Linked DNA regions of Homo sapiens: region 1 is linked to region 2. A link is a loop called in an ENCODE intact Hi-C map of the cell type or tissue named here. Cell type or tissue: A673. All regions are shown on one strand. Links, peaks and the distances in the headings refer to the core of each region. The heading gives the core; the rest is flanking DNA.

Region 1 (2,936 bases), core at 123-2,622, 830 kb before region 2:
CCATTTAAAAATGTTTGTTCCTGACTTTGTAAATACTAATATTCGTTGTCTGATAACAGGATATAATTCTACAAACAGTACAAAATTAGAACAGTAATAATACCATTGTCCTCTTTTATGAGGTAATAATTTGATTCCTACTAAATGAAAATAAAGACAATCTAATAAAACTAAGAATAAATGCTCAGAAAAATAATTATATTTATTATTTCACTGTCCTTACTTAGAGAATTTCTCTTCTGAAGGGGGCTTCCTAAGAAAGAAGTCTTGATGAAGGATTTGTAAATATAATTAGTAAACATCTCCAATGACAAAAAATGGTCTTTTCAACCTTCAAAGGAATTTTACTATCTCCAAGGTTGTTAAGGTTAGTCCCAATTGTCCCTTTGTTTTATTTAGTCTCAACTATTGCCGTAACTCCAGAGAAGTAGTGCCTGATTAGCAGTAGTTAGAGAAAGGAATCAATTTACGTTATCTCCTCAGTTTAATAAGCATAACAATTCTAATCACAGCTTCTCTGCTTGTTGCTTCTCCTTAAGTTTTAGAATGTAATATAGACAATGTTTCTACGAGGTCGTAATGAGGACAGATATAGTAATTATAGCACCATATTAAATTTTTAGAAACTTTCTGGGAACTAGAGATAAAACATTGAAGGGGGAATAAAACAAAAATCTCTGCTTTTATTTTTAGGGGGTGAAAGGATAGAGATATTTATGAAAATAAATATTATTTATCATATTAAAATATAATAAATGCTATATAAAAAATAAGGCAGTGGAAAGAATAAAGATTTCTGAGAAAGAGTTTTAATTTCATATTGGTTGTCCAGTGAAGGCTTCACATTTGATAGGTGAGCACATGCAGTCTTTCCCCTCTCTGGCTTTCAACTTCTTTTTATAGATCTGTTCCTATAATACCCAAACTCCAATAACTCTTTGCTATGAACAGGAGTTCTAATCATTGAACATCAAAATATTTTTCTATTTTTCGACTTCCTATCACTTATGTGATGATTTATATTCTTTCAAAGTTTGATTTTCATGAAAACCATAAGACTCTCCTTTTATTATAATATTCTGTCAACTCCTGTGCTGCTGAGTTGCTTTTTTTTGCTCTTACTTGGAAAAGCTTTAATCCTGATTAAATTCAACTAACTTGCTATTCCTTTGCTATCATCCATTCAGCTGAAAGTGGTTGGAGAAAACACACACACACACACACACACACACACACACACACACACACACACACGAGAGAAACTGGTCTCATATTCAATTTATGACTATGTCCACAAGAGGGCTCACTTCTTTTTTTGGCTTGTAAACTAAATTTCTATCTATTTGAAGCTATGTCACACCTATCTACCCATTTGTAACTGAAAATAGTAATAAAAAGAAAACAGACAATTTGAGTGTTCTTCATTCCGTGAATATCTCAATTTTGTAAGCTCTTTTTAAAATTCACTTTCCTGTAATGTGTCTGCTCACTGTGTATTTTATAGATTGTTGATTTCCCATTAGAATGATAAATTTGGTCTCTGTTCACAGTGATTGGTATTTCATGTTAATTAATGAAGATGAGAATACTCATTTACTGAATAATATTATGATATTTAAAATGATTTTTAAAGTGTATTTGGAAACTGATATACAAGTTATACATATTTTAGATGATGGGATAAAATATTTCATAATAGCTCATAATTATAATATCTCTACATTATATCTCTGCCATTTCTAAAGTTTCATTTTATTTTATTTTTTGAGACAGAGCCTCACTCTATCATTTGGGCTGGATTGGATTACAGTGGTACAATCACAGCTCACTGCAACCTTGAACTCCTGGCCTCAAGCAATCCTCCAGTGTGGGCCTCCAAAAGTGCTTGGATTACAGGTACAAGCCACTACACCTAGCCTGTCTCTAACATTTAAATTTAAATTTAAAATATCCCTGATACTATTATTTAAACATTTGTTAGTGAAGAATGATTTCTTAAAAGTTTGAGATTAAAAAATAAGGAATGACTATATTCACTGATAAGATCTTTTTACATTTCTAAAGAAAGATTTTTTATATATATAATCAACATATTTTTATGTTTTTGAAATTATCTTACTATGGAAGTAAGAATCCAGAAGGCAGGAATATTCTTCTCATTTATAACTATGACATTATTCAATGGAAAGCATAAGGTAAATCTTTAATCTCCTTGTTAGGGAAGAGACAGTATATCAGAACAGAATACTAAATATGTAATTTTGATAGATTGAGTAGGATTAATAGCTAGTCAAGGAAACCCTGTGTGTTTGCACATTTAGCAGATCATCTGAGCTATTAGAAAGTTTCATGTAATATATCATTTACTTAACTTGTCAACTCTAAAACTTTTTCAGCGAAATCATTTAACTCTCAGTAATAATGAAGAATGAAGAAGAAAGTACAAATAGATCAGATGGTAAATTATTAACATATGCCTATGTGAAGTCAGCTTTAGGGCTACTATACATCTTTGTTATGGGGTACATGAGAGAGAACAAATTCCATGCTAATGTCTCATTCAACCTCTGTTCAGTGTAGCTCTTTTTTGATAACACACAGTTTACTTATTCTAAAAGTTGATAAAGGCTCATGCATACAATAAGAACAAAAGTGTCTTAATTGGACTATCAATTCGAGTTGGGAAAGGAGAAACCTGGTTGGGCGCTTGGATTAAAAATATTTGTGAAAGACTCTAATAGGAAGGCAAGATGAGAGGATAATGATAAATATTACTAAGATAAAATAGATAAATTGCAAATTTTCTGCCATGTGTACAATGCTTATAAGCCTTGGGGTGAGATTGGTCTGTGTTATTGGCCAGAAATGTCTAGTATATGTTTCTTCTCCTCTGTCTATTGAAGCATCCATATTTCATCAGCTCTTCTTAAACAAAT
Region 2 (2,936 bases), core at 258-2,757:
CTTCTTATTTAATTTGCAGCTTTCCCTTTCTTTAGTTCCATAATGTTTAACCAATGTCTCTTAAAGTGTATAGGTCATCACATACATTGCCAGAAAGAAATCAGATAAAAATATAAAGAAACTGATGAAAATAAAGCACTTTCATTCTTAAAAAAATCAAGAGTTACTTTTTTGTGAGAAGTTGCATTGATAAGAGAGTTAAGCAAAAGTTGTATTAATAATTTTTAAACAGGTCAGATTATTTCAACTCATCATTGTTAATATTTCATTAAGAATAATACATTCCCAGAAATCTACAAATTTAATGTGATGGGTCTTATTTTTTGACAATATGTGTCTACAGTTAGTTCAAGTGAGTGATGACAAGAAGGTATGGGAAAAGCAAAATGGACTTATACGCTTTAGGTGCCCTTCTATTCAAGAAAGACAGGAGAAATGGATTATAAAAGGGCTCAAGGGCTCATACTAAAATGTCAAGTGAGGTGAGACTGCTCTACAGTCAGAAAAGAAGAGGGCACAGGCGACCCAGAGCTGATATTGTTATCTTAGAAAACAGGCATTGCTTGGTAATTGTTTGAAATTGTTTCTTGTTCTTATGCATGAAAAAAAAATCTGTAATTTTGAAGGTTGAACTTATTGGGGTAAATGCAGAAAATTATATGAATGCTCCGTGAATATCATCCAAAGGTTTCAACTAGAAAGGAAAAAGGCAGATTTTCTTTTAAATTTAGGACTTGTATTTTTTCTGTAGATTTCAGATTATTGTAATTATGACAAAACAATATATTTTTGTGAACTCATTGGTCTGTGTAAGTGTCAAGAAAAGATAAATAGATTTGTCTGTGCTAACTTTCAGTTTTTCAAATATGCATCTATAGTGTCATTCCGAGAACGCTTCTTTTTACTACTTAAAATATCATAATATGAACCATATATTGTACTTAGTATAACGCTTAATCAATTTTACCATTGCTCAGTATACGTTTAAGAAGGATGAGGAAATGTTTCTTGCTACTTGGTTTTTAACTTCAATCTATTCCAGACATGACTGTTAAATACAATATGGTTAGTAAGTTGTCTCTTTTGAAACCCTATTCCAGATAATATGTTGGGTTAATTGAAAGTAGAGTTTTCAAACATAGACCTGAAATTTAGAGATCAAATATCTGCATAAAATTACTTATAATTGGCATAAATAATTTTACTGTTTTTCTATTTATAATTTCAGTATTTTACAAGTACTTCTAATGTGACAGCAGTATTAGAATGTAATTTGCATAGTAGAAATCAGAATATAATATGGCTAATGCTTTTAATACCCAAGGGCTACACTAGAGATAGTTGGGTTTGCATCACTGGTTTGTATTAATTGCTTACTATGAAACACTATTACTGATAATAACACTTAACAAGAATATGGTTCACTTTGCTGCTGATTCAGCATCATCAGAGCCAATACTGCTGCTGTGCTGCAGCCTAGTGGAATGATTTGGTATAAAAATGACATATTCCAGTAAGACGTGTTATCACTTACTGCAAAGTAGGTTAAGAGACATAGGAAATCAGTCATAAGCACAGAAATCCCCCAGATAGTATATACTTTGCCTCAGTTATTTGCTTATATAAAAAATTAAGTAAAGGTCAAGAAATTCACCCTATTTTTTATGCAAGATTCATATATTTTGGAATTAACCTTTCCAGTTTCAAGTAGTCTATTTTTCAACAAGAAAAAAAACATACCTCTTCCAGATTACACTAACTTTGTAAATAACGTGTCAGAAATATCACTCTAAATTAAAATCAGTTTTGTATCCTCTCTTTTTCTTTTTTAAAGAAAATCCCAGTGTGGGTAAAAATCTAACAATGAAATATTAAATTGATTACCTGCATAGCACTGTTCTAATTAATAAACAGTTTCTATAAACATCAAGGAACATCACCTAGAGCATTAATCAGGTACCAAACAATTTAACCATTGACTTCACACATATGCATATGTAGGTGGATGCTCATACAGTTTACCTTCTTTTTTCCCATTTCCCAGAGATTTTGGTTTTGTTTGTTGTTTTTTTTCCCCCAAACCTTTAAGTGTATGAAATTCTATTCTTTGATTGAAGTCAGGGAAGGCGTATGCATTCACCAGAGAAGTCAATTTGTTCACAGCAAGTATTTGAAACCCAAGAAGTATCTGATTTAATGAAAGCAGACATTGACTCACACTTTAATAACACAGCCAAAAAAAAAAAAAGTGAAAGAAGTATTTCTTTATATTTTTATCATCAGAATGGGTTTGCATCTGACGTGTCCCTAAGGCACAGATCCACGCTGTTTACACCTGTGCACTCTCCAGTCTCTTCACCACATCCCTCCCCAAATAAACCATTACTTCCTTATGCATTGCACATTGAATACATATGTGCCACATTTAGTACACTCGGGGGAGCGGGGTGCAGATTATCTATGCGACTTAGCATTTACCTGTGTTTCTAGGACATAACCTCTTTCTTTCTTCTTCATCACTTTTAACTAAAAATGAACATACGGCTCTGTCAATGACATAATGTTTTCATGAAAGTTCTACTAATTAAAAATCCTCACCATACCAGACCTAAAAAATGAGCACACTCTTGCCAAGTGTTATTCACCACAGAGAAGCTCTTGTAGCTACGTTTTAAAGGAAGATAGAGAGGGGGATGGTATGGAGGGAGAAAGTCTACTAACATATGCATTGAAGTATAACAGTTGTCAACATCAGAAGGACAGATTATTTTTAATACAGATCCTTCAAGAAAAAAAAAAAGAGGAGAAAAAATAATGTATCTCCAAAGAGCTGAGAAGTAATGGATGTGCAGTTTTGGATAATAGAAGCTTTCACTGGAATGAAGGAATGAAGGACCACAATTATAGGAAACATCTGTTTTTTCAAAGCAAAAGAT

The links. Peaks named below come from ENCODE experiments on the same cell type or tissue, not always from the same donor. Only the 100,000 strongest peaks of a DNase experiment are listed, where the experiment ranks them.
Region 1: a loop joins it to region 2, with 4 times the contacts of the local background. A loop is called at or near these places in 3 of 110 quality-filtered maps.

Annotation. Positions count from the first base shown.
Region 1 is chr5:23,811,592-23,814,527 of GRCh38, forward strand. All of the region lies in intron 2 of LOC107986377 (a long non-coding RNA gene), which reads right to left. Among named protein-coding and RNA genes, the nearest start is that of LINC02899, 140 kb to the right of the region's middle. In A673, for the core only: a CTCF peak has its summit at 1,289 (motif pointing right); a DNase peak (open chromatin) is centred at 1,280.
Region 2 is chr5:24,640,743-24,643,678 of GRCh38, forward strand. The region is part of intron 1 of CDH10 (cadherin 10); the gene reads right to left. Among named protein-coding and RNA genes, the nearest start is that of CDH10, 2.8 kb to the right of the region's middle. In A673, for the core only: a CTCF peak has its summit at 1,475; a DNase peak (open chromatin) is centred at 1,469.